Regions from separate parts of the Mus musculus genome. Here all the other regions are linked to region 3. A link is a loop called in an ENCODE intact Hi-C map of the cell type or tissue named here. Cell type or tissue: left cerebral cortex. All regions are shown on one strand. Links, peaks and the distances in the headings refer to the core of each region. The heading gives the core; the rest is flanking DNA. Region 1 has its middle 53 kb from the start of Mylip. Region 2 has its middle 41 kb from the start of Gm40932. Region 3 has its middle 4.5 kb from the start of Gm23104. Region 4 has its middle 30 kb from the start of Gmpr. Region 5 holds the start of Mylip (myosin regulatory light chain interacting protein). Region 6 has its middle 50 kb from the start of Gm40932.

Region 1 (5,390 bases), core at 740-4,739, 410 kb after region 3:
TTGGAGCCTGGGGCAGGAGGATCACCAACTTCAAGGGCAGCCTGAGACCTAGGTTATATAGTTACAAACATACATACCCCAATACATGTACATACCACACATACACACATGCACACACCACACACTACACATGCACACACATTATACACACATGCACATCACATGCACTCACACACATCATACAGACATACAACACACACATGCACGCATACACTACACACAAGCATAGTATACACTACACACATATACACACACACATCAAATGCCCACCATACACACACCACACACAACATCCACACCATACACACACACATGCATGCGTGTACACACACACACAGCTTTTTTTCATTGTTTAGTAGCTCATGGTATCAGTGTGTGACCCTTACATTTATTTCAGTCAGCTGCTCTGACAGCGTCCTCTGCAAGAGTGCGGGCACAGAGAAGAGCAAGCCGTTTCTCAGAGTAGCATGCCCACAAACAGTAAAAAGCATGGAGCCATGCCAATAAACACAACACACACTCCACTGGGATTGGACTAAGCAGGAACAGAAACTACATTAACAGGCCTGTAAAAATGGGGACAATGAATGTTATAGCCAGCTTCAGGGTTGTAAATGCTCTGGGAAAGGGGAATCGTGGAGGTTTTACTTGAAATGGTTGGAATTTATCCAGTCACATTAATGTTTTAGGTTAGGTATTTGTTTCATTTGTTTAGTATGTGTGTGTAAGAGAAGGGGGGAGTGGAAAGACGAGGGGGTGGAAGGGATAGGACAACTTGTGGGAGTTGGTTCTTCTATTATACAGGCAGCTAGAAACTTTACCCACCTTGCCGTTTTGCTGTCCCTAGATTGGTTTTATGAGCCCTATATACCAAGTTATACCAAGTGTAAATCATTTTCTCTCCTTTTGGGGGGGAAAGTGGTAAAATAAAGACGAATCATTGTATCTACAGCCAGAAAGCACCAGCCTGGCCCTCACTGCTCAACCAAGTGCCTTGTATACAATGGGCTTCAAGTAGACATCCAGGCAATGAGTTTCTCAAGGCGCCATTCCGTCAGCAATTGCAGCTTACAGTACTCAGACACTGCTGGCTTGGGGTTTTTGTTTGCTTTATTTTTAAAACGAATATATGTTGCTGTGATCTTATTGAGCCGCAAACAAGAAAGGCTGGTGTGATAATCTTCTCAACTTTATGGGAGTTTAGAATCACCATGGAAACACGCTCCTGGGTGTGTCTATAGAGATGTCTCCGGAAAGAACTGTTCCCTGAAGAAGGAAATCCCTCCCTAAAGGTGGGTGGGCGAGATTCACAGGTTAGGATTCCTGGCTGAATTAAAGGGAGAAAGTTGTGTGGACCACAGTATTTATCTCTCTCCCCTACCTGGTCATGGTATGACATGTCTGATCTCCTCTCAGGTCACCACCGAGATGTGGCCAACCCTCAAGCTTCGAGCCAACAGTAAACACTGCCTTCCTTCAAGTTGTTTTTATCAATTGTTTTGTCACAGTGCTGAGACACATACTAATGTGACAGGCGAGGCCCAGTAGCCAGCACTGTAGAGTTTTGCTGCAGTATGTTGTCTTCTGAGCATTAACAGCCATTGGTGATCCAGCCTGTTGGTGTTTTCCTCACAGAGGGGTGGGGTGGGGTGGGGAGGGTTGGTCCGCCTTCCCAGAGATTCTAGCCAATCACGCCTCATTGCGGTCACCTCCCAGCTGTATGTAATTCTGCCTCAGCTGAACAGTTATGTTGGAAGGTACCAGAAAATGTATAGCATTGCGGTTCACCGAAGGCCTGGACTCTATGATATAGCTTCTAGGAGTCATTAGGCATGATGGGGTGGCCCTTTTCAGGGATGCAGATGTTTATGAGTCACCTCTGATCCTGTAGGTAGCTCCCAGTCTGTGCCCCCATAAGTTCCATCAATTCATTTGATTCACCAAATTGGACCTGGGTGACATTTTTTTTCCCTTTGGTTTGTTGTAGGAAGAACCGTTGCTGTGATCCGTCCTCTGTGCCCTGTCTGAAATGAGATGTGTATTCCCCAGAAAAGTCCTTGTAACAGGTACACTTCAGCCAGACCCACAGTGAAGGGTCGTGACTCACCATGGCGCCTTTTCCTTTCTTTGCTAGGAATTTGTCCCAGCAATGGGCAACATTACTACTTTTCTTCTGTCTATTTTTTCTTCAAATTAAAATTTAAGAATAGGAACACGCATGTTACGAAAGCCCTCCTACCACCTGGCTTTTGGAAAACTTGATTTGCGGGAGCAAGCTGTTCGTTCCCAGCGTGCTTTTCCACTTACATTTGTTTTGTTGTGGGTATTGGCTGTGTTGTTTAGGAAATCCAATCTCGCTCCTTACCTCTAGTCATTAAAACGATGTTGGGTTAATGGAAGTTATTAACCAAACACTTTTCCATTTAAAACTGGAGCTTAGATATGTATTTTAGTGTAAATCAATTAAAAGTCAAGATGCTTGTATTTGGCTTGAAATGCATTGCCCAAGGGCTTTGAGTGACATCTGAACTAGAATAACCCCTATCCCAAGCCTTGCTTCTAACTTCATGCTTGGCTCACAAGAGTTCCTTGTTTGCACAAACCACTCCCGACTGCAAAATGGGGGAGGGGGAAGGTTAAAGCTGGAAACACACACCTCACAGAAGGGTGGAGTGGAGAGGGTTGCTCTGCCCTCCCAGAGATTCTAGCCAAACAGTCCTGACTGAGGTCGCCTCACTTGTGCTAAGTCCTTCTGCTAAGTCCTTCTCAACTGACCTGTCACCTAATGCTGTAAGATCCTATGAAGCAATGTACAGGCGGTTGGATCCAGTCAAGAAAATTGGTTGGAGTCTCTACTGCCACCTCGAGGTTATTGAGCTGAACTACAAAAATGAGAAAAAAATAAACTACCAGGCATTTTATGGTTTGTTTGTTTGTTTTTTGGTTTTTTTTTTTCCATTACAAACTAACTAGCATAATAGGAAATCCTTGAGAGGAGTGGATAGTCCTCAGAAAAGTGGGAAATTCCATCAAGGAATGGGCCAACGAGCCAGAAAGATGGCCTGTCCCAAAATCATCCCTCCTGAGCTACAATGGCTAAGCTTGACTCAGCAGCTACATCTTAAAGCTCTATGGGCCAAGGGCTGCTCCACAGGGAGAGGCTGTCAAGCCCCCATGTGGCTTCCCAAGGAGGAGGGGCTCATGAAACAAGCAGGAATGAGTATGTCGGGCATTTCCTGGCTGTAGAACGGATGGCAATCCGATCATGTTGGTGGGCTTTCTGCCGCCATGAGGGAACAACTGGAGAAAGCAGCTTAAACGAGGGACCTTTTGTTGTGAATGCTGACTTCACAGGTCCTGGGCCTGTGGTCAGACAGTGAACCACAGCAGAGTGTGTGAAAACAAGGGGCTGCAAGCTCCAGTAGCCAGGGGTGCAGAGACACAGGAAACATCTGGGCTTCTAATTTATCACTTTTAAGGGTGTGCCAGGGACCCAACTTCCCGGCACTGGGCCCCACCTCCTAAAGGTTCCAACACCCCCTGATGCCTCCTCAAGACACCCATGGTCTTTGTGAGGCAGTTAAGATCCAAACTATAAAACCGTTTACCATTCTCTATGTCCTAGAATCTAGACTCTTAGCTTGTTCTTTGATGCATTTAGACAAGACAGAAGTGAGATACAACATGGAGATTTAATGTTCCCTCATGATTTTATATCCACGGGAGGCCATTCCCCCCCCTCCCCCAATATTTAGAAAATGCATCTTAAAAACCTCCCCATCTGAGACACTGCGGAGGAGGGGAAAAGGAGTGGTAAACTGTAGTTTTCTCCCACGAGCTATTTTAGGAGAACTGTCATCTATGATTGAGATTTTGCGTCTCATTCGGGCTTCTGTCTACTTTGTTTCTGAAGAGCTCTTAGTTTTCCGTGCCCTTCCTGTGTGTCCAAAGCCATCTCAGACTGACCCAAGACTCTGATGACCTTTGACTTGCGGAGCTTGGGAAGAGGGTTAGTTCTTAGCCGGGGGGTGGGGTGGGGGGGTGGGGGTGGGGGGTGAGGGGTACCAAGAGTCCCCCCCCACACCCCATGGACCTTCTGTGGGGAGTTTTGGGATGACCTCTTTCTGCCTCACATGCCTGTGGTCATGGACAGAGCTATTTTCTGTATCTTGCCAATCCTTACCTTCTAGGCAAATGATGATCAGAGGGCCAGCTCATTAGTGACAACCCATGGTTTGGCCTCCAAATGGCAAGCTGTCTTTCACAAGCAAATATGAGTGTTTATGACAGGAGCAGAGAAGGGAACAAATGCCCTTGTGGGTGCTGTGTGTGATATAACCAACCGGCTGGGGTAGCATCCAGTGTCATCTGAGGTTAGTGAGCAAACTTCACAGGGAGATCCTCAGTGTTGGTCTTCCCTATGGAGTGATTTGATTCCTCAGGGAACTGCCTGCAAGCAGCTTTCCTTTCTGTAACTAAAGCGAGCGCTTTATGCCAGCATCGCCCACAGTTGTGTCTATAGCCTATAGTCTTCTGTGGTTAGGTCTCTCCTTTTAAAAGTGATACTAGAGGCAGCACCGGCTCCAAGGATCTGAGAGCATTTCATGTTTCCAATGCAAGAAAATTGCCTTATGTCCAGTGTAGTCCTTTGAAACTCAAGGACAATGACGTTCACCGAGACGCTCTGCCTGTAATTAACTGCCCTAGGGCCCGGGGTACTCAGATGGAGCTGGGGCTCCTTCTTCCACTTACAGGGAAGCCATTCACACTGCCTTAGATGAAAACAACCAGAGTTGCCAGTGGAAAGAATTAGTATGTTTTAGGAATGAGAGCTGAAAGCAGCAGACAAGTAAGTCTGAGGCGTTGTGTTGATGTTAATCAAAGGGGAAGGGGAAGTTCACATTGTGTGCTTATAGTGAACTCTGCTTCAGTAACACCGGGGATAACAGGACAGGATGGTGTCCCAGGAAAGTCAGAGGTTGCCACACGCCCGTCCACAGGATGCATGGGAGTCACGTGCGTCAGTGAGCACTTGACAGTTGGAAGGGCGGATTAGGAGAATAACAGAAGTCAGTATAAACCTCGAAAGACACAGGTTAGAGGAGAGTGGGCATCGCCCTGTGGTAAAGTGCTTAACTAGCAGGCACTGGCTCCGGGTTCAGTTCCCAACACCATTGTTGTTTCAAAAGGAGAAAAAGAAAAGAGGGAACCTCTGAAAGCTATGGAGGAAGTTGGAAGAGGGAAAAGAGGAGAGCTGGCCTCAGCGGACCCACTGACCTGGTAGAAATCGATCTCTCCCCTTGTCAAGGGCTGAGCATCAAACCCTGGACCTTGTATATGGTAGGAAAACACTCTACCACTCAGCTACATCCTCAGCTCAGTGGCCTTAA
Region 2 (5,390 bases), core at 871-4,870, 120 kb after region 3:
TTGTGGATGCAGGGAAGTGCTTGCTGATGGAAGCAGGATATGGCTGTCTCATGAGAGGCTCTCCTAGAGCCTAACAAGACAGAGGTGGAAGCTCACAGCCAACCATTGATGGAGCTCCGGACACTGGACCATCAACCAAAGAATACACATGGAGCAACCCAATGCTCTGGCCACATATGTGGCAGAGGACGGCCTTGTTGGACATCAGTGGGAGGAGATCCTTGGACTGAGGGTGTTTGATGCCCCAGTGTAGGGGAATGCCAGGGCAGGAGAATGGGAGTGGTAGGTGGGGGAGCACCCTCATAGAGGCAGGGGAAGGGGGGATGGGTTAGGGGTTTTCCGAAGGGAAGACCTGGAAAGGGGAAAACATTTGAAATGTAAATAAAGAAAATATCCAATCCAAAAAAAGTGTGAAAAAAAGTGTGGGGGGCGGGGAGCCTAGAGTCAGGGCTGTGATTGACAGAAGCAGAAGTTGCAATACTGCAAACAGATGTCCAGGATAGGCACTTTCTAGGCTGGGAAAATGGTTCTCCCCCCCACCCCACAGCCTCCGGTTCTAACATTTTAACTCAGTACAACCGTTTCAGAACCGCACATTCACAACTTTGTGTTGTTTGAAGTCTTTTACAGGTTGAATCAGATCTTTACCACCGAGATTCCTGTTGGGGTTAAGTCCCTATTGTGTTATTAGGTGTGAGTGTCATCTGATGGTGGTGTTGAGAGGCGGGGCTAAGTAGCCTAGGAAAAGTCATACAAGTAGGGAGACTCCCAAGGATGAGTCCCATGGGGCTTTAAAAGGAGGGGTGGGGGTGGAGGAAGAGTCAGAGTAAGTGAGTTTTTCCTCCCTCTCTCTCTCTCTCTCTCTCTCTCTCTCTCTCTCTCCTTTCTTTCCAACAAGGACAATCTCTTTAACATTATGGACTTAAATTTATTTACTTAATACTTAATTTAAACTTTCCTGCCAGTGAAAAACCTGCTTGCTGTGTTCACTGTGAACACAAACTCTTCAGGTAGTAGTATTTGCAACCCCTGGGACCCCAAGACTTACAGCTTGGTTGTTGTTGTTGTTGTTTTCTATATGACTTTGGGGGTTGAACCAGAGCTCCTTACCTTCTAGGCACATAGTCTACCTCAGTCTGGACTCTGATTTCTAGATCTGACTTCAGTAGTTTGGTAATTTCTGGTCACTTGGAATTCCCAATCTGACCCCTGTCTGGGATAGCTAAGTATTTCCCTCTTTAACATGCATGACTTTGGAAAGTATAATTTGTTTTCTCAGCTTTGTGCTTTCCCTTAAATGTCCTAGTTTCCAATCTGAGGATGTTAGCTTTCTCTTAGCTGTTCTGTTTCCATCTTGAAACTGCCCCTGTGTGCATGCCCCTGTGCTTTGGGGCATTATGGATTCTGAGGAGAGGCTAAGGCAAGATTCTGTCCAGCTCTTGAGCTTTGACAGCGTCTTTGTTCTTAGTCTTTGTCTCTTAAGGTTTTGCATTCTCATCTGTCTTAAAGGTTACAGTGACCTTCAACTAACAGCCAGTGAGTGAGCGATATGTTTCCGTTCCTGTTCCCAGCATTTTCTTTAGCTAAGCCATAAGCTAAGTATACTTCTCTGTTGTACCAGTCATTATTCTGTGACAGTAAACAACAGGAAAGCCGAATTCAGTGGAGACAGTTTCACTGTGACTGCCAATAGCCATCCACAACCCAGGCTTCTCTTGTAAAGGACTTTGAAGTCTGTTCTGGGGAGACTAGCCTGCAATGCCCTTCACCTCCTGCTTCCCCCCTTCTTTCTTGTTTTGCTTCTCCTAACTTTGAATATGTCACTAGACTTTTAATGGATTCCCTTTTGTGTTTTGGGATAATATTTTTATGTATATTCTTTCATATTCCGAGACCATGCACAGTTAAAAAATCGACTTTGAACTCATGAGAGCACTGTGCCTGGGATTTAGATTTTTCTGTTTTGATCCTTTCTCTAGACATTAGCCAAGGCCATCGGCTGACCCTAGGATGATCCTTTGTCCTTTTCAGGGTCAATATCACCATTTTATAGATGGGGAGGAATATACTGCCCAAGTCAGGCAGATTAAATATTATGGAAGAATGGGAGACTGTTTTTTGAGACAGGGTTTCTCTGTATAGCCCTGGCTGTCCTGGAACTCACTTTGTAGACCAGGCTGGCCTCGAACTCAGAAATCCGCCTGCCTCTGCCTACCGAGTGCTGGGATTAAAGGCATGCGCCACCATGCCCGGCTGAATGGGAGACTGTTAGCTGCTGGTGCATGAACATTTTCCTGGGGAGATGTGAATGATATCTATCCATCTCAGCTGGGGAAGTGGTTATTACAGGAGCACGAGTGGCCAAAACATCTGCACCACTGATGGGTCACTACATAAGCATGGATCACAGCTTCCCCATAGCTGTGTAGATGGAATCTCCACATTTAGTTAATCTTCCACCCTCTCTAGAAGCTAGCACCATCTAGGGCCCCATGCACCTGGGGCTGAGCTGTACACATCTGGGAGAGGGATGCAGCAAGGAGTGGCTGAGATCCTAGGCAAGGTTTTAGGGACAAGCATCTCTTATGGGTAGTCATAATGGCTCTACTAAAAATGCTAATGGCTGTTTTATTCAGAAGAAGCAATCCACAGCAACAGCCTACTTGCTCTACAGAGTTGAGGACCTAGTGAGATAGCAGAGTGGCAAACATAAGCAGCTTTATGGGATAGGATACCATTATCAAGACAGTGCATCTATTATTGGAGAATTATGCATGTTCGCCACAGCACAGCTTTGTATAGATTTTCTTCTCATTTCTATTTTAAGAGCTAGAAACTCAGCTTTATCTTGGAAGATTGTGTGCTGCATCAGAAGCAACAAAACTGAGACTCAGGGGATGTGGGTTCTTCTGGCTGATTTCATGAACCATTGTGTGCTGTGTAATTGCAGTTGTTACTGTTGCTATTAACAACAGGAGCTGGGAAGTACATTGGTTAAGTTTGTACTGTTTGTTTGTCTGTTCGGTCCTCACAACGACCGTGTTAAGGACGCGATTATTGTTATCGTTATCCTCATATCATAGGAAGAAGTTCTGAACGAGTCACTCAACCTCATATCTGAGTGCCGCTCAAACTCGTTGGTGTCCACTCTCAGATTGAACTCAGAAATCCGCCTGCCTCTGCCTCCCGAGTGCTGGGATTAAAGGCGTGCACCACCATGCCCGGCTACAAACCATTTTTTAAAAGATTTATTTTATGTGTAGGAGTGTTTATCCAAGTATATGTATGCGCACTATGTATGTGCAGTTCCTATGGAGGCTAGAAAAGGGCATCAAATATCACAGAATTGGAGCTACAAGTGGACGTGAGCCCCTGTGCAGATGCTGGGGGCATCTGAGTTCCCTGCAAGAGCAACAAGTGCTCTTAACTGCTGAGCCGCCTCTCCAGTCTCACATACGCACCATGTTAAATGAAGGAAATTAAGGATATTTTCTTTAGTTTAAGGATAATGGTATCCTACAGGTGTTAATTTATATTAAGATTTTGAAAAAACAGAAATCTATTAGTACAAAAATTTAATAAATGGAAAATCAGAATAATAAGCTACCAGCATATTAAAAACATCCTAGGCAATTAAAAAAAAAAGAAGAAAGAAACAGATACATCAACATGCTAATAGTGCCATATCAATCTCAATGGAATAATTGATTTTTTAAATCATCATTTCACATATGTAGTTGAAACACTATTTTAAAATAAATATATGGAAAAAGATTTCAAGATGGCTTTTAAAATATTTCTCTTTTCTAAGACTTTATTTTCTAAGATTTATTTTAAATTTTTTTATTTGCATGCATGCACGTGTGTGTGTGTGTGTGTGTGTGTGTGTGTGTGTGTATACAGGTCATAAAAGGAGTCAAATCCCTTGGAGCTGGAGTTGCAGGTGTTTGTGCCCTGCCTACTGAGGGTGCTTGGATCTGAACTCAGGTCCTCTGACAAAACCGTAAGCTTGTCTAACCATTGGACCATCCCTCCAGCACCTCCCCTTCCTCTCCCATGGCCACAGTGAGAAACCTGTTTCCCTCCATCCTTTAACTGTCTGGTTTAGATTCTTGGAACACTGAACTTCGTGACTGTCTCTGCTTTTGCCACATTTTCTGGCATTTTTCCCCCTCAGAGTTTCTCCTGCCATCCCCATCTTTCTAGCTTCCTTTGTGCACGCTGGCCTTGACGTTCGTGCCTTTCTCTCCCCTCTGCACACCGACAGTCAATAGTCCCTGCAGGGCTCTCAAGGGTTCCCCAGACTGGTTTTGTGGCTTAAATTGCCTGGCATTGATTATATTCCTTGCATCCAACTTCGAGTCTTCTCTCCCACAATTGCCCATCAATCTTCTGTACCTGAAGGCTGAGGAAGACTTTCTGTTCATTAATTAATTTTCTTACGTTCACCCATTCTCCTCTTGTCTGAAAAGAAACATTTACCCGTCTCCACACATCCTTAATGAGAATATTAAATATTCTCCAGTTGCTGGGAAAGCACTGGAGGCAGAGGCAGCTGGGAACCAGGGGTGGCTTCAAGGTCATGCAGCAGCGACAGGCTGAGGACAATGGGTGGACCTAAGCTGTTTCTGTGCTGGTATTTTAGGTGAGAATCAAGATTGAGGGCTGGGGAGCTAATGGATGCACCTAGCTTAGGAGTTCACACCCTCCTGCCGTGGCTGGTGTGTGTGCCAGATTTCTGTTACCATTAATGAAAGCCTGAAGTGATTAATTTATAAAGAGGAACCATTTGTTTTGGCTCACAGATTGGGAGGCTCTGTGATTTGTGGGCCCATTATTTCAGACCTGTGGGGAAAGATCACCTTGTGATACGAGTTCAGAGCAGAGCAAAACTTCTCGTTCATGGTCAGAAGCAAAGAGAAAAGAAGGGGTTGGGGGTCTGACACAGGCTGGAGTTATCACAGAGAAAGGAGCTTCAGTTGGGGAAGTGCCTCCATGAGATCCGGCTGTGGGGCATTTTCTCAATTAGTGATCAAGTGGGGGAGGGCCCCTTGTGGGTAGTGCCATCCCTGGGCTGGTAGTCTTGGGTTCTATAAGAAAGCAAGCTGAGCAAACGCAGGGGGTGGGGAGGGGGGGGGAAGCAAGCCAGTAAGAAACATCCCTCCATGGCCTCTGCATCAGCTCCTGCTTCCTGACCTGCTTGAGTTCCAGTCCTGACTTCCTTGGTGATGAACAGCAGTATGGAAGTGTAAGCTGAATAAACCCTTTCCTCCCCAACTTGCTTCTTGGTCATGATGTTTTGCGCAGGAATAGAAACCCTGACTAAGACAGGGTCCTACTATTCCCCTTAGAGCCTGGCTTCAATATCCTAAGGATCTCCCACAAGGCCT
Region 3 (5,390 bases), core at 573-4,572:
TATCCAACATATATAAAGAACTCAAGAAGGTGGACTTCAGAAAAGCAAATAACCCCATTAAAAATGGGGCTCAGAACTGAACAAAGAATTCTCACCTGAGGAATACCGAATGGCAGAGAAGCACCTGAAAAAATGTTCAACATCCTTAATCATCAGGGAAATGCAAATCAAAACAACCCTGAGATTCCACCTCACACCAGTCAGAATGGCTAAGATAAAAAATTCAGGTGACAGCAGATGCTGGCGAGGATGTGGAGAAAGAGGAACACTCCTCCATTGTTGGTGGGATTGCAGGCTTGTACAACCACTCTGGAAATCCGTCTGGCGGTTCCTCAGAAAATTGGACATAGTACTACCGGAGGATCCAGCAATACCTCTCCTGGGCATATATCCAGAAGATGCCCCAACTGGTAAGAAGGACACATGCTCCACTATGTTCATAGCAGCCTTATTTATAATAGCCAGAAACTGGAAAGAACCCAGATGCCCCTCAACAGAGGAATGGATACAGAAAATGTGGTACATCTACACAATGGAGTACTACTCAGCTATTAAAAAGAATGAATTTATGAAATTCCTAGCCAAATGGATGGACCTGGAGGGCATCATCCTGAGTGAGGTTACACATTCACAAAGGAACTCACACAATATGTACTCACTGATAAGTGGATATTAGCCCAAAACCTAGGATACCCAAGATATAAGATACAATTTCCTAAACACATGAAACTCAAGAAAAATTAAGACTGAAGTGTGGACACTATGCCCCTCCTTAGAAGTGGGAACAAAACACCCTTGGAAGGAGTTACAGAGACAAAGTTTGGAGCTGAGATGAAAGGATGGACCATGTAGAGACTGCCATATCCAGGGATCCACCCCATAATCAGCATCCAAACGCTGACACCATTGCATACACTAGCAAGATTTTATCGAAAGGAGCCAGATGTAGCTGTCTCTTGTGAGACTATGCCGGGGCCTAGCAAACACAGAAGTGGATGCTCACAGTCAGCTAATGGATGGATCATAGGGCTCCCAATGGAGGAGCTAGAGAAAGTACCCAAGGAGCTAAAGGGATCTGCAACCCTATAGGTGGAACAACATTATGAACTAACCAGTACCCCGGAGCTCTTGACTCTAGCTGCATATGTATCAAAAGATGGCCTAGTCGGCCATCACTGGAAAGAGAGGCCCATTGGACACGCAAACTTTATATGCCCCAGAACAGGGGAACGCCAGGGCCAAAAAGGGGGAGTGGGCGGGTAGGGGAGTAGGGGTGGGTGGGTAATTTTGGTATAGCATTGGAAATGTAAATGAGCTAAATACCTAATTTAAAAAAAAACTGTAAAATTGGGGGCTGGAGAGATGGCTCAGCCGTTAAGAGCACGGACTGCTCTTCCAGAGGTCCTAAGTTCAATTCCCAGCTACCACATGGTGGCTCACAACCATCTGTACAGCTACAGTGTGCATATATACATAAAAACAAATAAATAAAGCCACCATGTGGTTGCTAGGAATTGAACTCAAGACCTTTGGAAGAGCAGTCCATCCTCTTAACCACTGAGCCATCTCTCCAGCCACCAACATCCTTGTTTCTTATGCCTTTGGATTGTTATCTTGTGGCTGTTTTGTCTACTATTCATGTTCAGGCTTTTGTATATGGACCCGTTTTTCATTTCTTTGTGGAGGGTGGGGGTGGATGTACATAAGAGTAGAATGCTCAAGCATATAGTGGTTCTATATCAAATGTTTGGAAGTAATGCCAAACTGATTTCCACAGCACTTGCAATGTTTCATAATCTCATTAGGAAAGTATCAGATTTCAGTTTCTCTGTGTCCTCATCATCATGAGATATATTTTGAAAAGTTTTCCTGGAACTCTGAGACAGCTCAGGATAGTTTAAATGATCTGGTTGCTTGAACATCATTTTTACCCTCAACTTGGGATCACAGAACTGTTAATATAGAGCAGTGTTTCTTAGTCAGGGTTTGTATTCCTGCACAAAACATTATGACCAAGAAGCAAGTTGGGGAGGAAAGGGTTTATTCAGCTTATACTTCCACATGGCTGTTCATCACCAAAGGAAGTCAGCACAGGAACTCACACAGGACAGGAACCTGGAGGCAGGAGCTGATGCAGAGGCCATGGAGGGGTGCTGCTTACTGGCTTGCTTCCCCTGGCTTGCTCAGCTTGCTTTCTTATAGAACACAGGACTACCAGCCCAGGGATGGCACCACCCACAATGGGCTGGGCCCTCCCTCCTTGATCACTAATTGAGAAAATGCCTTTCAGCTGGATTTCATGGAGGCATTTCCTCAAGGGAGGCTCCTTTCTCTGTGATAACTCCAGCTTGTGTCAATTTGGCACACAAAACCCAGCCAGTGCACAGTGTTTCTGCACTGAGAACAACGCCGAACACCTATTTATCCCGCATTCACACCTGTTTAACCTTACGGCTGTTTTTGACGATCCATTTCTCTCTCTCCACCATGCAATTCCAATCTTGTGAAAATTCCCATTTGCTCTCATCATTTCATAAATCTCAAAATTGGACCAAAAAAAATCATAAGAGACAAGACTTGAACGTAGGTTCATTTGTGTGTATTGTTTTTGTTTTTGTGATACCGAGGGGTCCATGAATTTAGATTGCAGAAATCCAAAGTAGAGACTTGGTCTCCCACCCACGCGTAAAGGGCACCTTATCTGAATGGGGTCCCTTGCACTGAGAAAGACAAGTTGTTTTAAAAAGTGTAGTTAGTCTCTATCGTCAGCAGAGGGCAGACCTCAGCAGCCTGAGAGCTGGTAGCCAGGATGCGATCTTGACACCGCGTTGCGTCTCTGAGGGCCTGCAGGGGGCGCTGCAGCTCACATCAGCTGCCAAGGACGCTGCCGTCACCAGCTGCTGGCTTCTGGCTGTTGCTACTGTTCCTCACATGAAGCTGGGGGAAAGAATTCATCATTTGAGAGGTTGAGAGAGGAAAGGGCACGCTGCTGTCTTCCTCAAGACACTGGCCTGCTGCAGACATCCGGGAGGTTTACATTTTTGGGATTCAATTCGGTCATCTGAATTTATCATGGCTACAAAGAATATAAAGTCAAAGAAAAAAAATTGTATGTTAAAGTTTTCTAGTGACAGTGTACTTTTCTGAACACGGAACTAAAAAGGATAAACAGCCGCGGGCTAGGGACAAGGTTGAGTGACCCCCATCAGGACCTCCACGGGAACGTTTCCTGCTGTGAGTCAGTTTCTTCAGGGAGAGCAAGAGATGGAAACTCCATCTGACAGACCTGATACCGACTCTGGAGTTCTAAAATAGAACTCTGACACGTTTGGGCTAAACGCCTTCTCCTAGGAAGCAAGATTCTCGGCTCTGCATTTCAGAGGCAGATACTGGGGAAGACTGGTTGCTTGGGTTTTTAGGGTTTCTTGAGGTTCATCCGCATCTAGAACTGATGTGTGAATTGTGTTATTTCTTGGCCTATCATGCCTATATGCAAGCTATTCTGCTATAATAAATGAGGCTATTTAACTTTTTTTTTCTGTTTTCTTTTTCTTTTTTTTCTTTTTCTGTTTTTGAGAAAAAGTCTTATTCTACAGCCCAGGCTGGCTTGACATCCTGTAACCCAAGCTGTCCTCAGTCTGCTGACACCGCTCCCCGCTCAGCTCTCAGCCTCCCTCAGTGCATACACTACGTCCCCTTAAAGGACTTAACACTTTTGAGGAAGTCTTTATGGTCCTCGTTTTTTTAAAAACAAGAAAGCCACAGCTGTTAAAGTTCAAAGTCACGGAGTGAACCCCTGACAGAGGAGAAAATGCCACAAAATGGCTAATCTCCCTTCAGGGCTGTTGACAGTTAGTGTGCTAGTATCAACCGGTGTTATCACATTCCTCAGAAGAGGCCTGGCAGATGAGGGGCAGGATGCCCACTTACATTTAGATTCCCGGCAAAGAGCAAATACCCTTTAGTCACACCCAAAATATTGCACAGGACATGCATACTTTTCCCGACCCCAGTAGACAGTTGTGGAGGAAGAGATTTCTCTCTCCTCCCATCACTAGATTTCGATTGGAGACTTACAACAGATTAACAAGAGAACAGTATAACAAATTGATTTTGTGTGTGTGTGTGTGTGTGTGACCTGGGAGACCAGAAACAAAGGCCCAAAGAATGAGAGAAGTTGTTTTTATCTGTGTGTGTGTGTGTGTGTGTGTGTGCCTCTCTCTGTCTCTGTGTGTGTGTCTGTCTCTGTCTCTTTCTGTCTCTCTGTGTCTCTGTCTCTCTCTGTGAAGGCATCTCTGAGTATCTTCTTCTATCCTGCTCCATTTTACTTTTTTGAGACAAGATCTCTTCACCAACCTGGAACTTGCTGTTTAGCCCAGATTAGCTGACCAGCGAGCCCCCGATTTCCTCTTGTCTGCCTCTGGGTGAGATATAGGTGCAAGAGATCTGACCTCAGACCCTCAGGCTTGCTCACTAATTACTTTATCCATTGGGCCACGCCCCATCACTGAGATACTGTAATCTTGTAGGCACTTATGTAGAGGTATGATTGCTCAAAAGGATGTGATCTGAGGCTGATAGGCTGGGAGAACTCAGACACTTCTCAGTGGCCCTGGAGCTTTGGAGAGAAGGGTGCTCCTTTACCTCCAGTGTAGGAAGAACGCCTATCAAATGAAGGACTTGAGATCTGTTTCAGGATGGAAGGGGGTCGGGGGAGAAAGAGTTTCCTGCTCTGTTAGTTACTTTATCATCGTGCTAGCCAAATACCTTTTGGGAATAAAGGAGGAGGATGTATTCTGGCTCATGGTTTCATAGGGTGCAGTCCGTACTTACTGGTCTCCATCACAGCACCAAAGACTTAAGCAGAACATCATGTACCAGGAGTAGAGGGCGGCTGTTTACATCACAGAGGCAGCTAGTAAGAGTATGCGTGGATTGTGCGTGGCCGGTCATACTTTTAGTCCAGTACTTGGAAGGCAGAAGCAAGCAGATGTCAGCAAGTTCCAATCCAGCTTGATCAACATAGGAAGGTCTCTCTCTCTCACACACACACACACACACACACACACACACACACAGACACACACAGACACACACAGACACACACACTACCAGAGACCTAACCCCCTACCCTGACTATTTTTCTAACTAGTTCCCGCCCCTTAAATTCCCACCTCTTAAAAAACCTCCGTCATTTATGGGCTGAGCCTGCAGATCACTAATCTATATGGGACATTTCTCAACCAAACCATTTCTGTTGTTTTCTTAATGCTAAGATGCTGTATTTTGTTATGTCCTGAACCCCATCACAATTCGACCTTAAAACTACGAGCCTGGGGCGAACCCACGCTGCTCTTAAAATTCTACCGTGAGGTACCCTACAGGTCTAT
Region 4 (5,390 bases), core at 780-4,779, 450 kb after region 3:
CCTGTTGTTCTGGTTGATTGTTTGGTCAACTCTACACAAGCTAGAGTTACCTAGGAAGAGGGAACAGCAGGAGAGAAAAGCCTCCAAGGGATTGGTTGATAAGCAAGCATGTGGGACATTTTCTTGTAGAGAGTGATGGGTGGTGCCCACCATGGCAGGTGGTCCCTGTGTGTCTAAGAAAGCAGGCTTAGGTCAGCCAAGAGGAGCCAGGCTCCTTCAGTGTTCCTCTGCTTCAGCTGCTGCCTCTGCATTGTTCCTGCCCTGACTTCCCTCAGTGATGGAGTGTGGCCTGAGAGTTTACACTGGAGTAAATCCTTCCCTCCTAGAGTTGTTTTTGGTCATGGTGTTTATCACGGAAACAGAGACCCCCACCCGCCAACGACCACACCTGCTAACAGGACAAAAGGATAAACTACAGAGCCAAGAGAAGATATTGGCAGATTGGAAAGCAGACCAAGGATGAATATGTAAAATGATCAAGAAATCACAACTTCCATGCTTTAAAAAAAAAAAAAAACAAACCCAAAACAACTTAGAAAACGGATGAAAAACTAGAACAGATATTTCACAGAGGAAGAAGATATACAGATGGCAAATGAAAGTATGAGGATTTGATCAACATTATTAGCTATCAGAGAAATGCAAATTCAAAGCACAGACCATCCATCCAGAAAACTAAGCCAGCACTGGGCCTGGGAGTATAGCTCACCACGGTGAGTGTTTGCCTGGCGGGCACTGGGCACCTCACCTCTGGGTTTGATTCCCAGCAATGAATAAACTGTTATGTTCAAGTTGCAGGAACCCAAAGACAGCTGAGGAGCCAATTCTGATGCACACACAGGGATCTTTATTACAAGTTCTCAAGCAAGATCTCTCAGACTCTCACTGTCGCAGGGGGTCAGAGTGAGAGCCCCGAGTCTAGGAGTTCAGGTTGTTTATTGTGGTTGCAGCAAACTTGGGAATTTTCCATACAGGTCAGCAAGTTAATATTTTAAAAACTGCACTTCTGGCATAATCTGTAGGAACCAAACAGGATGGTCAGGTTATCTATTCTCTGCAGGATGTCTTAGGTTATCTGTTTGTACCTTGACCCTGCTTTTGTGACCTGACTGGCTGTTGCTAAGGGCAGTGGGTTGCCGTAGGATGCTCGCTCTGGAGGACTCTGTGATTTTCTGGAATTCTTGGTCTCGCACAAAATGGAGCTTATCCAAAAACAAAGTAGGTCGGGCTTAACAAAACCACGTGTAATACCCGTACTTCCAGTGTATGGGAGACAGAGACAGAAAGATGAGGAGTTCAAGGCCTGTCTGACTGGAGACTCTGTAGGAACAAGAGATGCTAAGGATGCAGAGACATCTGATCAGTCAGGATGCACTGAGAGGAAAATGGAAGATGGTGCAGGCATGCTCCGGAGATGGCTGTACTCTGGAAAATCTCAGCCACTGCTTACAAAAGCAAGCATGCAACTGTTATGTGGCCTAGTAACGCTGATCTTGGACATTTATACAGGGAAATGAAAATGTATGCGTGTGGATGTTCAGAGCGTCTTAAAGAAGGTGCAAGTCTGACCATCTACGTCTGTTCATGCTAAAAGTCGATGACCATCTATCTGTTCAATTTAATTCTATTCTTTAATAGAAAGTTGGACAAACTATCCTTGGATTTACTTCAAACATAGAATGCTGGATTTTATGCGAAGAGACCTCTTAGGCTTAGAGAAGGACACAGGGAAGTGGCCCTGCTCTGTGCCAAGCTGAGACAAGTTTGGAAGGTAGATGGTAACCCCAACTGTGGTCTCTGGGAAGAGCAGCCCAGAGTTTTAGTCAAGGAAACCGAGGCGGGAACTCCAGCTGGAAGTAGAGACCAAGGATGGAACACTGGCCCGATGCTCATGAGGCCTTAGGGTCAGTGCCCAGTGCAGAAATAAACTTCTGCCTCCGGCTCAGGCTTGGCCTCAGGGCATTCAGAAGCCCAAGCAAGGGCAGGGCAGGGACAACAGTGGGAAAAGTTGTCACAACAGTGGAACATAAGAGTGTCCTCTTCCTCTCTATCATGATCAGATATCTAGTCACCCGGGTTCTTCTGTCTCTCTAGGGACAGGGTCATACATGTTATACATACTAGACAATACTTTCTATACATATAAATACATTATATACATACTAGACAATATGTTATATATACTCAGACAATATATGATATATATATAAATAATTCATGATATATGCATAGGTAAAACATGACATAATTTAGGCAACACATGATATGCATGCTAGACAATACATGATGTACATCTAGACAATATGTGATATACATACAACAATATATGATACACATATAGACAATATGTGATATATAGGTAATACATGATATATATGTGTGTGTGTGTAATATATACATATAGACAACACATGATATACATGCTAGACAATATGTAATATACATATAGACACTACATGGTATATATGCTAGTCAATACATGAATACATATACACAATACATGTTGACAATACATGATATACATATAGACATATATGTACATATGTCTTATGTTAGATAATACTATAGTAAATGACATGGGTGTTCTGAACCCTGTGTCTTTGCTGTCTGTAGAGTCTGAGGTCCCCTGGCGTGTGCCAGCTGTAAAGTTTGTTCTGTTGTTGGCCAAAGCTCATCTCTTCTGTCTGGGCAACTCACGCAGTGTTTCTGAGTGCTTTCTACATAAGTTATGGGACCATAGCAGAGTTTCCCAACTCTTCTGAGTCACTTTCTGATCCTTTAGTGTCTTGCCCACCTCTGGTCAGTAACTCCTTCGATCTCCCCTTAATTAATTAAACTCTGTTGTCAGCCCAATTGCCACCAGCAGCTAGTTTTCCTTAAAGGGTGTAGTGTGTGTTGGTATGGGCAGAGCATTCCACTAGAGCCATGAGAAAATCGGAGTTCTACAAGGACACAGCCATGGATAAAGACAATTCCTACTCAAGCTAGCTGAAGAACTGTAAATTTGAAAGCCAGTGTCTGAGCGCCCTCTACTGGAAGCAATGGCACATTACTCCCAGCATCATTTTCCAGCACAAAAGACCTAAATTGTTGAGATGAGACATTGGCTTAGCATTTTCTTGACTCTCACTTTCAGTTTCTTCCAGAACTCCTGATGTTGACACAAGACATGACATATGAAGGTGTAAGTTAATTAAAAGACGCTTCCAGCATCCAAGATGAGGGAAAGGTGAGAAATACTGAGAGGCTGTGTAAAATGGAGTCGTTTCTGTTGCATGCTAAGGATAAATAGCATCCTTGCCGATTCTTGCCAGCCTGCCCAGAAAAATGTGAGTTCTAGCAGCAGTTTCTCAGTTATCACTGACAGAACCTGATTGCTTAATGATTTATAGCTTTATTACATAGTGGCCAAGAGCAAGCCCCTCTGGTAAGTCACTTCTTCAATTTGGTGACAAGAAACCAGCCATCAGGAATGATGTATTTCCTTGTAAGTTCCTTGAGAAATACGAGATTTTTCCTCTGTGTGCCTGTGTGTGGTGTTTATGCCCGTGTGTGTGTGTGTGTGTGTGTGTGTGTGTGTGTGTGTGTGTATGTGTGTATGTGTATGTGTGTGTGTGTTTGTATGTGTGTGTGTATGTATGTGTGTGTGTGTATCTCTAGTCCCTGCTTTTTCTTTCTACTGACTTTGCAGTTGTCCTGATTATTTGTTGGTTTACTACAGTACTGGGGATCAAACTTAGGGCTTCATGTTGAGATTTCATTGAGCGTTTCAGTTCTTATAGTATAAGAAATACGATAATTTGAATAAGCATGGTCCCTGTAGGCTCACTTGTTTGAATGCTTAGTCATCAGGGAGTGGCACTACTTGAGAAGGATTAGGAGGCATGGCCTTGTTGGAGGAGGTGTGTCACTGAGGGGTAGATTTTGAAGTTTCCAAAGCCTGTGCCAAGCCCAGTGAGTCAGTTAGTCTGCTGTCTGTCTGTCTGTCTCTGTCGGCATGTGTCTCTTTGTCTTTCTCTCTCTGTCTCTTCCCTCCTCCTCCCCTCCTTCCTCCCCACTTTCTCTCTCTGCCTAAGGAGCAGGTGTAGCTCTCAACTTCTCCAGCACCATGCCTGCCTGCCTGCCTGCCTGCCTGCCGCCATGCTCTCTGTCCTGAGGATGGAGTAAACCTCTGAAACTATAAGTCAGCCTCCAATTAAATGTCTTATTTTATAGGAGCTGCCTACCAAGGTAGACACCAATGGTGTCTCTTCACAGCCATAGAACAGTGCCTAGGAAAAGTAACAAGACTGTACAAGTTCACTAATATCCTAAAAGCCTGCAGAAGCTATAATCAACCTGGGCCTTTTTTTTTTTTTAAGTTGGAAACATTTTATTTAAATGTGTCAAATAATCTCCCTGTTCTTAGACCAGAAGGTGTGAATACATTCCACAAGAACACATGATCTCACTGCTGTGATTCACAGAGTAACAGTCAGATGGCTTCGGATTAGATAGTTAAAGATCGCTCCTTCCTGGGTTACAGCTGGCAGACACCACCAATCTCTTGTAGCTATGTGACGAAATAGTGCTAACCCTGCTTGAACTCGAGAACTTCATTACCTTAGATCCTTCATTTCTGCTTGGCTTCCTTATTGGAAATGACTTTTTCCATGGTCCCTAACACTCATACACCTTGGTTTCTCCCCTGGACAGCCCATACATGTTGGCCAGGCCCTGTGCTCTGTTCTCTTGTTCCCAGAGCCAGGCTGTGAGTCAGATGGATGTTCCAAGGCACCTTCACTCACGATTGGTCTCTGAGCCACCAATCGGGACTTTTCATCTGATAGGAGGAGGCTGTACCACTGTGCACTACTTTTGAAAGGAACACTAACCTAAAAAGATGGAAAAGTGAACTGTGGCATGGCCTCTGTCACTAACTAGGCGCTTTATACAAGTCCTTGAACATACCCGGGCCTTAGTTTTCTTTAATAATAAAATATTTTTATTCATTTATTAATACATTTATTTTTTTCATTCCTAAAATCATCTTTATAAAACTTAGTCTGGAAAGTTCTATTTTGAACTAACATGGGATTTTAATTTTACGAGCAAGTTTTTGCTTTGTTTGGAAACAAGATCTTACTATGTTGTTCAGCCTGAGTTCAAGTGATCCTCCTGCCTCAGACAGATTCCCAAATAGTGGGAACCACTGATACCTCTGATCCAACTTTAGTTTGTTTATTTGTGTATGCGTGTGCAAGTATGTATGTATATGTGTGTGTGTGTATGTGTGTGTGTGTGTGTGTATGCCTGTGGGGAAGGGTATGTGTTGTGTGTGTTATTATGTTACTATCTCAGTAAATCCTTTTGGGAAGGTGTCTAAGAATGGATGTGAAAATTGCCTTAAA
Region 5 (5,390 bases), core at 474-4,473, 360 kb after region 3:
CGGATTGGCTAGACTATCTGGCCAATGAGCCCCTGGGTTCTTCCTTTTTTCTCCTCCCGACCCAGGGATTAAGAGCACACACCACCAAGCCCTGCTTTTTATGTGGGTGCTAGGGTCCTCAAGCTTCCACAGCAAGCTCTTTATACACTTTTAGACAGAGTCCCACTGTGTAGCCCAGGCTGGCCTCAAACTCATGATCTACTTACCTCAGAGGCCTCCCAAGTGCTGGGATTCCAGGCATGTGTGCATGTGTGCCACAACATTTGGCTAAGAGTTTCAATCACTCAGTTCATTCACTAATTAATTTTTATTTATTTAATTTTTTATTTAATTAATTTGAGGTCTAGTCTTTAGCTAAAGATATCCTCAAACTCCCTACTTAACCTACAATGACCTCAAGTTTCTGATGCTTCTACCTCTATCCTGCAAGTGCTGCTGGGATTGCTGGCCTGGTGTCACACCGCTGCCATTACACACAGTGGTGTCTCACCACTGCCATTACACACAGTGGTGGCACACTGCTGCCATTACACACAGTGGTGGCACACTGTTGCCATTACACACAGTGGTGGCACACTGTTGCCATTACAGACAGTGGTGGCACGCTGTTGCCATTACACACAGTGGTGGCACGCTGTTGCCATTACACACAGTGGTGGCACATTGTTGCCATTACACAGTGGTGGCACACTGTTGCCACCAGGGCCACTTGATGGTACTCGGGGCTAAGTCCATACTACGTGATCACTTTATCAACTGAGTTTCAATCCCAGCCCTTGATCTCTTTTGTTAAAACCACCTCTTTTCTTCAGTAGTAACTGGCGATGCCTTAGTTTAATTTTTACACTTTAGTGTTCATATATGTAACACGTATCGGTCAGAGGACAACCTGTGGTTGTTGCTCCATGGGTCTTGGGGTCAAATTCAGGTCATCAGGCTTGGTGGCAGGTACCTTAATCCACAGAGCCCCTTTGCTGGCTCTTTTCTGGAGATACTTGGTTTTAAAATGATTAGCTCTTTATTGAGGATCTCACAGAAGGAATTCAATGGATGTGGGTTAAAGAGATGCCTATGTCATTGTTAGCCATGCAACTGGTTTGTAAGTAACTGATGGTTGTTAAATTTTTCTTAATTAAAAATTTTAAACCTGACATTTCCTTCGCTTCTACAAATTATTTAGCTGCTCATATTAAAAATATAAATATAGAATCATTTCTATGAAAGAAAGCCATTTAAAAAAAATCCTTGCCAAACCCCAAAGTAAGATAGTTTTAAAGATAGTTAAATAGAAATGTTTCTGTTTTTGTTTCTTGTCTTGTCTTTGTTTATTCTGTTTGTTTATTTTTGTTCTTCTTCAGCTCCTTTCTACTCCCAGTATCTAGGAATTTCCCCAAATCTGTCCCCTAAGTTCCCCCTTGTTTAAGCTGGTTAAGTTTTGGCCTTTCAAAAATATTAAGCAATACAACCAATTTCCATGTTGCCTCCTCTCCTTATGGTGAAATTTCCAGCGATGGGCCACAGATTAGATAATCTAAATGTTATCTCCCAGGTACACGTGCCAGACCTGCTTCCGGGAAGGAAAGGAATGAGCAGTAGACCGGTGGATGAATGCAAGCTTACACTGGACTTGGAGCAGTTCGAGAACTGTACCATGTGTTCCTGAAACACAAAGCCAAAAGACTGAACAGTTCTCTCCGCGAGGGCTCTGCTAAGATCCCAGTCCTTCTCCGATGTTTTCCCCATCGTCAGAAATAAATATCACTGAGCCCAAGTACGAGGTGCACCACCAGGTTGAGCTATACAGCAAGACTTCGTCTTAAACGCACAGCAAACAAACGGCACAGAGATAGGGTCATTGGCAGGCAGGGATGGCTAGATTGCTTCCCAGCGGTGCTGGGGCGAGGGGGGGCGGCTTGCAGGAGGGGGTGTCCAAAAATAGCTAGTCTCCATTCTGCGAGGACACTGAGCTTCAGAGAGATGGAGTTTTCCAAAGATCCAAGGCTGAAACCCATATCTCCCGGCTTATCTTAGAAACCAAAAAAGACAGTATAGGCCAAGAGAAACAGGTGGTAAAAATATGAAGGTTGTACACCTTTAACCACTAATCTCTTGTATTGAGATTCCCATCCTGCTAGGTCCTGAGATGAGCCTGTTATCTTTAAGATGGGGTAACATCTGGGTGTCTGAAAGAAAGGGCAGGGAGTGTACCAGGTGTATAGTGAACGAATTGGATGAGAGATAGGCTGGGTGACATAACTTGGTAAGGTGTTTCAATGTAGCAGAACCCACACATAGAAACCCTTGGCACGAGTTAATATAAGAATGGTGCTTGGATCAAATTACCGGCTTATATTGGGTCAGCTGCAAAAACTTTTCTACTTAGATTCTTCTTTTGACAACCCACGGTGGCAAATGCCAGCGGAAAAGCCTCTTCTTTAGGCTCTCTGTCTTGCTTGCTTCTCTTTTGGCTTTCACAAACCACCTGGTTATTAGAGTAACCCCACGCAGGAGTCCTGAGAACCGTAGTAGCAACGTAGCATCACAGGAGCCTTTGATCACAGTTCTCTCAAACCCGGACAGAAAGGCGTCCCCTGGAGCTGCGGGCGACAGCGGGCTGGGAGGAGCGTCGCCCAGTGGCAGAGGCCGCGACCGTGCTGGGGATTGGGGAGAGGATGGGCTCCCACCTCCCGCAGCTCCACAGGCGGTGCCGGGAGGCGGGGCTTCAGCCCACCGAGACTGGGAATTGGTTGCCGGAGCTGGGGAGGAGGGGCAAGCACGCTGTGATTGGCGGAGTCCGGTGCCGGAGGGGCGGGGCCTCTATAAAAGACGCGTGCCTGTAGCGGCGCAGGCAGTAGGGCTGTCGGAGCGGCGCGGCCGTGTAGCTCCCGGGAACTGGCTGTCGTGGGGGTGGCGGGGACGCGAGTGGCGGCTGCGTGGGGTGCAGGGCGGGTGGCCGCACGGCTGCACCTTCCTCACGGAGCCCGGAGTCGACTTGGAGCAATTGCGGTGAGGCGACAGCTCCGGCGCACACCCGAGAAGAAGCGGCGGTGGCGGCGGCCCCAGCCATGCTGTGCTATGTGACGAGGCCGGACGCGGTGCTGATGGAGGTAGAGGTGGAGGCAAAAGCCAACGGCGAGGACTGTCTCAACCAGGTGAGGGCGGCGATCGGAAAGGGGATCCCTTCTTGTCCCCGGGAAGCCTCGGGGCTCGGGGATGCTCCCCGGGAGCCGGGCGACGTTGCAGCAGCGGCCCGTGGAGTGCTCCCGGGACGCCAGGCTCCAGCCTCCTCCTCCTCCCCGCGAGTGGAGAGTGCGGTGGGGGGGGGGCGGGGGGAGCATAGAGGACGCTTACGGTGGGGGATCCGGGGCCCGGAGACCAGAACACTGCTGGGAACCTCCACCCTGTCCGTTAGCCTGGCACTTTTCTCTAAAGAAGGTGGCCCGGCACACCTGCCGCAGGTGTGTGTGTGTGTGATGCCTCCCGTGGAGTCCTTGCAAAGCCCGGCAGCGCCACCCGCGTCCCGGGATGAGATGGTTGCAAGCGGTCGCTGGCCCCGGGGCTCCCTAGCTGATCAGGTGGGCCCGAATCTCAAGCCGCTTCTCAGAAGGACTGTTCACCTGACACTCTAGGCTTGCTAGGGATCCAGAGTATATTGAGTAATTTGCGGGGGACGGTTCTGCAGGCAGCCTCCTTCTTGAGGGGTCTTTACACGTGTGTTTTCTTAAGGGTGACTAAGGCTCCTAACGGGGTGTGCCTAATGGATATTGGCAGGCCCATTTGACCCCTTGAAATACTGTGTCTACGAGACCTGTGGACCTGAGCTGTTTGGAAAGGCGCTTGTAAAGCTTAGCTGACACTTGTAGCATGCTTCCTCAATGCGTTTGTGTTTTTGGAATCCAGATGGTTAAAACTGTCCAGATAATACGCTGCCAAATCAGCTGTGCAGATGGTGCTGCGGGGCGGAGGGGGGGGGTGGCGGGGGGAATTCCAGCGATTGGAATAAGAAATAAAACACCCTGTGTGTTCTTCTACCTCAGCCTTTTGGGAAGTCTGTTTTGGGGGGACCCCTTTCCCTGTGCCATTGGTCAGACCCTAGAAATAGTCAAGCAAGGCCAAGCCTCCACTGGAGGGCTGCGTTTTGGCTTTGCTGTTTCCTTAAAACCTTGTTTTTCCGGTCGGTCTACCAACTGGCATTGCAAGAAGGTAGAACTTTGGGAAAGCAGGGGCCAGTCCTCTCCTCGGATGGAGCCCTTAGGTTTGCACTGCTCACACCCCATACCTTTGGTTTTGTTTTTAGGTGTGCAGGCGTCTAGGGATCATCGAGGTTGATTATTTTGGGCTGCAGTTCACGGGGAGCAAAGGTGAGAGCTTATGGCTGAATCTGAGAAACCGGATCTCCCAGCAGATGGATGGGCTGGCACCTTACCGCCTTAAACTGAGGGTCAAGTTCTTTGTGGAGCCTCATCTCATCTTACAGGAGCAGACAAGGTAAAGCGAGGCCGAAACAAACCAATGTCAAGTACACCTCAGATTCCATTTAGTGGTAGCTATCGTGCCCTCCCGGAGATGTTCCCTGGCAAAATTGACTTGGTGCAAAGGAAGTTCAGGAAAAATTCAAGTTTTCCAAAGCACAGTTGGCCTGGGTGGGTTTTTCAACACTTGGTTTTTTGTTTTGTTTTGTTTTTGTTTTTCCTGTTCTGTATAATATTAGTGGGAGAGGCAGGGTTGACTTCTTACAAACAAAAAGAAAACCAACTTCCTGACAGCTTCATCTAACGCCCGCTAGTAACCCCGCCTCAGCAGTGTTACTACAGGTCACTGTAGACCGTTCTAGCGGAAAGCAGGAAACAGTTCCTCTTGGGTTACTTAAACTTGGTCAGTCCTCAGCCTAAGTGTCAGATTACAGTGTGTAGCAGGAGCGGCTCTGTCTGGCCTCCTACAGATTTTAAAACTTTTTTAAGTTTCACAAAATCTTAATAAAAGAACTCTTTGAGGGGCCACTGTAAAGTAAATTTCAGCCTACAGATTTATTAAAAATGATTGTTGGACATGTGTTGTTGTTTTTTTCCTCCTTGTTAAACTAAGGGCCACCAGCCATGGTAGACAACCGAAGCCTGTGGGTGTGGTCTCCTTTTCAAACGACCAAAATACACACACACATACCCGGTACGTTTCCCTCTGAGCTGACTATATAATACTTTTCTCAAAGATGAACCAAAATAGGAAGGTGATGTTTAATATTTATTACCAAAATGCAAGAGACTACAGTGGCGTGTGGAAAAAAGGAAAATGATTGCTTTGAAAGCCACAGCAAACTTTGGATCCCAGCACTGATGTTTTCCATACTCCTGTGGCTTGGCAATGGGCCACGCATGTGAAACACGTGATCC
Region 6 (5,390 bases), core at 847-4,846, 130 kb after region 3:
CTTCTTCCCTTCCCCTTCTCCTCCTCCTCCTCCACCTCTTCTTCCTCCTTCTCCTCCTCCTCTTCCTCCTTCTCTCCCTCCTCCACCTCCTCTTCCTCCTTCTCCTCCTCCACCTCCTCTTCCTCTCCCTCCTTCCCTCCTCCTCTACCTCCTCTTCCTCTTCCTCTGCCTCCTCCTCCTCCACCTCTTCTTCCTCTTCCTCCTTCTCCTCCTCCTCTTCCTCCTTCTCTCCCTCCTCCTCCTCCACCTCCTCTGCCTCCTTCTCCTCCACCTCCGCTTCCTCTTCCCCCTCCCTCCTCTCTCTTTCAGTACTGGCGATTGAACTCAGACCTTGTCATGGTAAGCAAGTGTACTACTCCTGAGTTGTATCCCCAACCCTCTCTTTACTGTTGTTTTGTTTTGTTTCCAGATCTCATGCAGCCCAGGCTGGCTTCAAGCTTGCTGTGTGAGCAAGGATGACTTTGAATACCCGCTTCCTCCTGCCTCCACCTCCCAAGGGCTGGGTTTGTAGGCGTGAGCCACCTCTTTACTCTTCTTAGTGAGACAGGGTCTCACCACATTGTCCAGCACTGTGACTTGCTCTACAGTTCAAAGCTCTGAACTTGCAATCTTCCTGCCTGTGCCTCTTGAGTGCTGGGACTATTGGTCTGTACCACTAGGCCTGGCTTCTAAGTTGCCTTCAGGAAATAAGAATTTAGCTTTGGTCTCCCAGGATTGCTCTTGGAATGTGTGTAAGGAGTCATACCTTGGTTGAGAGAGAACTGTATTAAGCTATAGCCTCTGCATCCTGAATTCCCTTTTCCACCCATGAATTACCCCTCATTACCCATCAGACTTACTCTTGAAAAACAAAGATTGTGTGTATAGATTCTCTTGAGTCCCACTCCTGTCTTTCTATTTAGATGCCCACAAAAGCTTTGGGTTTTCTAAGTGTGCAGGCCACAGAGATAATACTTTCTTGGTGGTAGTGCATTCTCATGCAAAGATGTAAAGATGTGCTTGTGTCTGAAGGCACTAGAACATATTAGTCAGGATTCTCTTGCACATATATGTTCTTATTTGTCAACTGGAAGCCCTGGAACTCAGTCTGTTTGGATTTATACGAGGGCTTTACTATATAGGTATAGTTGACTAAATCATTCTGTTGGCGACCAACTTGACCTTTCCGATCTAGCTGACTCCATTTCCTTCAGTCTTTTTCTACCGTATCAATTCTCTTTCCTCTTTTTGATTGGATATATGCTTACCCCCATCCACCCCCTTGGCCTGGATGACTTAGAATGATGGTTTAGCCTCCTGTTCATTCACAATATGACTTGGTTGGTTTCTTGTAACTGTTGTGTTTTATAAAAAGATAAGAGAGGCCAGGAATATGTTTGGTGTAGGCATGGTAAGGTGTGGGGGAGGAGGATGCCTCTGCAGGTACCAGTCACAGACAGTATAGTATAGAATAGAGTTTATTCAGGACATGAAAGGGGAGTTGAGAGAGAGAGAGAGAGAGAGAGAGAGAGAGAGAGAGAGAGAGAGAGAGAAGGAAGAAGAAGAAGAAGAAGAAGAAGAAGAAGAAGAAGAAGAAGAAGAAGAAGAAGAAGGAGGAGGAGGAGGAGGAGGAGGAGGAGGAGGAGGAGGAGGAGGAGGAGGAAGATGAGGAGGAGGAAGATGAGGAGGAGGAAGATGAGGAGGAGGAAGATGAGGAGGAGGAAGAGAGGAATAGAGGTGGGCCATGAGCACGTGGGAATGGGGAGAGAGGGGAAAGGGGGTAAGGAGCAAGGGCAGGAGAGCAAGAGAAAGAGAAGGGGGCAAGCATCCCCTTTTGTAGTGAGTCAGTCACACCTGGCTATTGCCAGGTAACTGTGGGGTGGAGCCTAGACTAAATGCCAACAGTAACCATGGTATTTTTCCAGGAATACATTCCCTTTCATTCTTTCAACAGTTTGGTAATTTGACTACAAACCAAGGCGGCAGCAATTTCTTGGTAGCTTTTTTTTTTTTTTAAACCCTAAAGGTATCTGTCCAAGTATGTCCTTTCTTACCTTGTTTCCAAGTTACATTTCCTATTCTTCAAGCTCAGAAGTCTGAAATCCTGGAGTAGTTCTTGCAGCAGGCCCCTGGAGCTCTTGTTGATGTTTTTGACAAATTTCTCCCCTATAGAAGCGGGGCACTCTAATTAAAACAAAAAAAAAAAAAACAAAACAAAAAAAAAAAAAAAAAGAAAAGAAAAGGAAAGGAAAAGCTTCTAGGGGAGAAGAGAAGCCCACTCCACAGTGGTGTAGCGCCTGTAAGTTGCCCTTGTTCCAATAGATGGCTCCCCACCCAGGCGCATGCAAACAAGACTAATTAAACTCCTCCCTCAGAGACACAGGAGTAGGAGGGCCACCTGCTGGGAAGAGTAGGTTTAGTGGTAGGGAAAGGGAGAGAAATAAGATAAATGAAGGGCTGGAACTGATCAATATGTGCTCTGTTTGTTTATAAAAGTGTGAAAGAATAAATGAAAGAAAACCATACAGCATCTTATCTTAGAGGAACATCAGGCCAGGCTGTGAGGTTTAGGGAGGAAGAAGGTGGGCTTTCCTTGTTGGAAAGTGAAACAGCCAAATGACTGCTCTCAGTAGGCAATGGGGGGAAGCTACTGTCACTACCATGTTAGGTGTTAAAACTTCCTTCCTTTTAGGTTTTGGTGGTGTGGTACATCAATGACTTCCGGCGAGGGGTACTGAGGACTGAACCCAGAGCCTTGGACATGCTAGATGGACATTCTATTACCACACTACACTGCTACCCCCTTTTATATTTAATTTTGGCACATCTAAGAGCTGGTTTGCTATTGTTTGTATATAAAGTGCCTCTCCAAAAGGCTCATGTATGGGCTATTGCTATTTTGAGACTTTTGAGAAATTGGAGGAGGTGGAACTTAATAGGTGTTTGGGCTTGTCCTTGTCCCCTTCCTCTGTCTGCCTCCTGCCTGCTGTTATGAGCTAGGCTGCTCTGTCTAATGCCTTCCATGGCTTGAAGAATCTGCCCCCTGATGTCCCCACCTACCACCATGGAATGGAAACCCTGAGACAGCAAACAACTCTTCGCTAACACTGCTTATGCCAGATGTTTTGATCACTGTGACAGGAAGTCACACTGACACACACCTGATCAGCACTCTCACCCTTTTGCCCTGTATTTTTAAGGGCAGAAGAGACTTTAGTAACTTAAGTCATGCCAGTGGGTGACTTCTCTAAAGTCACTTGAACAATTAGAAACAAACACAGGAGTAGTAATAGGGTACTACTACGTATTCCAGGGTCAATGACTGAAATATTTACTTTGTTTTCATGCCTGATTTTTTTTTTTTAATTCCCCCTTCTTATCTGGGGATTGGCATTTCTTTTTAAACTCAAAGTAGGGTCTTGGTATATTGAAGACCACATTTTGACCTTCTGAAATGTAAGAGCTGTTTAAAGTAAAGCAGAGTTTGCTGATTCAACATTGGAATCCTCACAGCTAAAGAGATGTCTCAAAATAGCACTGAAGTTGAAGCTGGGGGTGGGGTGGGGGTAAGCCCCGCCGTGCTTATTGACTTGGATCCTGGAGATGCTCTAGTTTTATGGTGTTCTGAGGTACTTGGCCAATGGATGACTTCTCTCCTCATGCTTGTGAGTGAGGAGGAGGTTGGGATTCTTGGTTTGGGAGAGGGAGGGCTTCCTCCTTCTCCTTTCCTAGAGGATGTCTGTCCCTGTGCTTAGCTTCACATCTCATGAGAGGCATCCCTTCATAATTCTCAAGTACCGCCACTCTTAGGTGCCCCAAGGACCCCTTAGCCTCTTTCAGTGGGCAGCCCTCTCTGACTTCGGTAGCTCTCTAAATGTTGGCTCCAAAAGCAAACATCAAGCCTCCTCTACAAACCCCTCTCTAAGCAAGGACAACACCAAAAACCTGTGTGGGCCCAGTAATCTGTTCTCAGGAGCGGCTAGCTTTCTATCTGAAGTGGGATCTAAATGTTTTCTTCTGATGTTTCTTCCTTTATGCTTCGGGAAGTCTTGCTTTCAAAGACACCCAGTTCGTTTAGTTTCCCAAAATAATGGGAGGATCTTGCTATGTAAGCAATAAAAAATATTTTCTGAAAATGATTAATTCTAATACGGTTTCTAGGGTAACCAGGGGAATAAAATAAAACGAAGCAGCCGCTGGAAAATTGGTGTAAAATTCCATGAATTTCTAAAAGGCACCATTATCTTTTAAAAAATTAAAAGCTGAAAAACTATCGTTTGGCATTAGAGAACTTAGCCCTGGATGTTTATTGTTGCTAGTTTGATATAAATAGGAATATAAATTGGAAGGCTATAGAAGCAGATTATAATGCCCTTTCTTTTATAAGCATAACTTCTGAGGTAGCAGGTTAAGTCAAGTTTCTGTGTAAGCTACTCTTTCTTTGGACATGCTTAGGGAATTACCATTTGAATAATGCAATCTCCTTCCTTTGGTATTTAAAGACACATGATGGCTTCTGAACTTAGCATGTGGAAGGTCCAGTTAGGGAGATTGTGTGAGTTCCAAGCTAGCCTGTGCTACCATGAGTCTGGGCTATAGTGTGAGACACTTTCAAAAACATACAACCACATTAAAACTTATTATTGTTAATTTGTATGAAGAATTTTTAAAGCACACAAACACAATAGTTAAAAGTAAAATGTGTCAATAGATTAGAGGAAGCATCAAAGAACTCTGGTCCATTTACAGTGATTCAAGTTCTTTTTCTGTTTATAGATTGGCATTTCATTCAAATCATCTGTTGTCTTTTACTGCCTCTACAGATTCGTTCTCTCAACTGTCTTTCTCCAGAAGGCATGTGGGGTGGAGCCTGGGACTTTTTTCTGTCTTCTCCAGACATTTCCAGCAATGAGATAAAGTCCACTGGTCACATTCAGGAAACAAGTCCCGTTCTATGCGAAGACTCCGCCAGTGGCTCTGGGTTAGAAATCTGAGGAGGCTCATCAGACAACTCCAGGCCTCTCCGGGGTTGCAGGTGGAGAAGGGAGGAGTCAGCCACACGAGGGTTAAGTGCATGTGGACTGTGCTGCTGGGGTCCCAGCGCTTGGGCTTCCTCTCTGCTCTGACTCTCCTGGAACCTCTTGTTCCTAGTTCCACAAATGTGGCCAAAGCCTTCTCTAGCTGGTTGACCATGAACATTCTTTAGTCCCTGTTCCCTGGAGAGTCACCTTCTCTTGGGGGCACCTGGCCTCCCGTGATGACCCAGTCCCCTTCTCCAGAGTCATTCTCTACCCTAGGGGAAACTCTGGCATCCTCAGCCACCGAGTCATCGCCATATCTGCTACTGTCTATAGGTACTACCTTCTATAGGTGCTACTATAGCTGCCTACCAGCCCCTTTGTCCCTCTGAT

What was found. Peaks named below come from ENCODE experiments on the same cell type or tissue, not always from the same donor. Only the 100,000 strongest peaks of a DNase experiment are listed, where the experiment ranks them.
Region 1: a loop joins it to region 3, with 7 times the contacts of the local background. A loop is called at or near these places in 18 of 42 quality-filtered maps.
Region 2: it touches region 3 in a loop (2.4-fold over the local background); 7 of 42 quality-filtered maps call a loop at or near these places.
Region 4: a loop joins it to region 3, with 10 times the contacts of the local background. A loop is called at or near these places in 41 of 42 quality-filtered maps.
Region 5: a loop joins it to region 3, with 5 times the contacts of the local background. A loop is called at or near these places in 13 of 42 quality-filtered maps.
Region 6: a loop joins it to region 3, with 3 times the contacts of the local background. A loop is called at or near these places in 9 of 42 quality-filtered maps.

What each region holds. Positions count from the first base shown.
Region 1 is chr13:45,439,924-45,445,313 of GRCm38, forward strand. No RefSeq gene overlaps it. Among named protein-coding and RNA genes, the nearest start is that of Mylip, 53 kb to the left of the region's middle. In left cerebral cortex, for the core only: a CTCF peak has its summit at 2,873 (motif pointing left); DNase peaks (open chromatin) are centred at 2,768 and 4,492.
Region 2 is chr13:45,144,865-45,150,254 of GRCm38, forward strand. No RefSeq gene overlaps it. Among named protein-coding and RNA genes, the nearest start is that of Gm40932, 41 kb to the left of the region's middle. In left cerebral cortex, for the core only: no CTCF peak of the experiment used is centred there; a DNase peak (open chromatin) is centred at 2,828.
Region 3 is chr13:45,028,202-45,033,591 of GRCm38, forward strand. No RefSeq gene overlaps it. Among named protein-coding and RNA genes, the nearest start is that of Gm23104, 4.5 kb to the left of the region's middle. In left cerebral cortex, for the core only: a CTCF peak has its summit at 2,808 (motif pointing right); DNase peaks (open chromatin) are centred at 2,835, 3,271 and 3,645; H3K4me3 peaks cover 385 bases; H3K27ac peaks cover 1,018 bases.
Region 4 is chr13:45,474,433-45,479,822 of GRCm38, forward strand. No RefSeq gene overlaps it. Among named protein-coding and RNA genes, the nearest start is that of Gmpr, 30 kb to the right of the region's middle. In left cerebral cortex, for the core only: a CTCF peak has its summit at 3,040 (motif pointing left); DNase peaks (open chromatin) are centred at 3,032 and 4,501.
Region 5 is chr13:45,386,892-45,392,281 of GRCm38, forward strand. Mylip (myosin regulatory light chain interacting protein) reads left to right here and starts at 2,851. Exons shown (of 7, transcript NM_153789.3): 1 at 2,851-3,152; 2 at 4,298-4,488. The coding sequence starts at 3,066. In left cerebral cortex, for the core only: CTCF peaks have their summits at 2,640 and 3,518; DNase peaks (open chromatin) are centred at 2,759, 3,634, 3,875, 4,164 and 1 more place; H3K4me3 peaks cover 2,280 bases; H3K27ac peaks cover 1,796 bases.
Region 6 is chr13:45,154,072-45,159,461 of GRCm38, forward strand. No RefSeq gene overlaps it. Among named protein-coding and RNA genes, the nearest start is that of Gm40932, 50 kb to the left of the region's middle. In left cerebral cortex, for the core only: a CTCF peak has its summit at 2,358 (motif pointing left); a DNase peak (open chromatin) is centred at 2,370.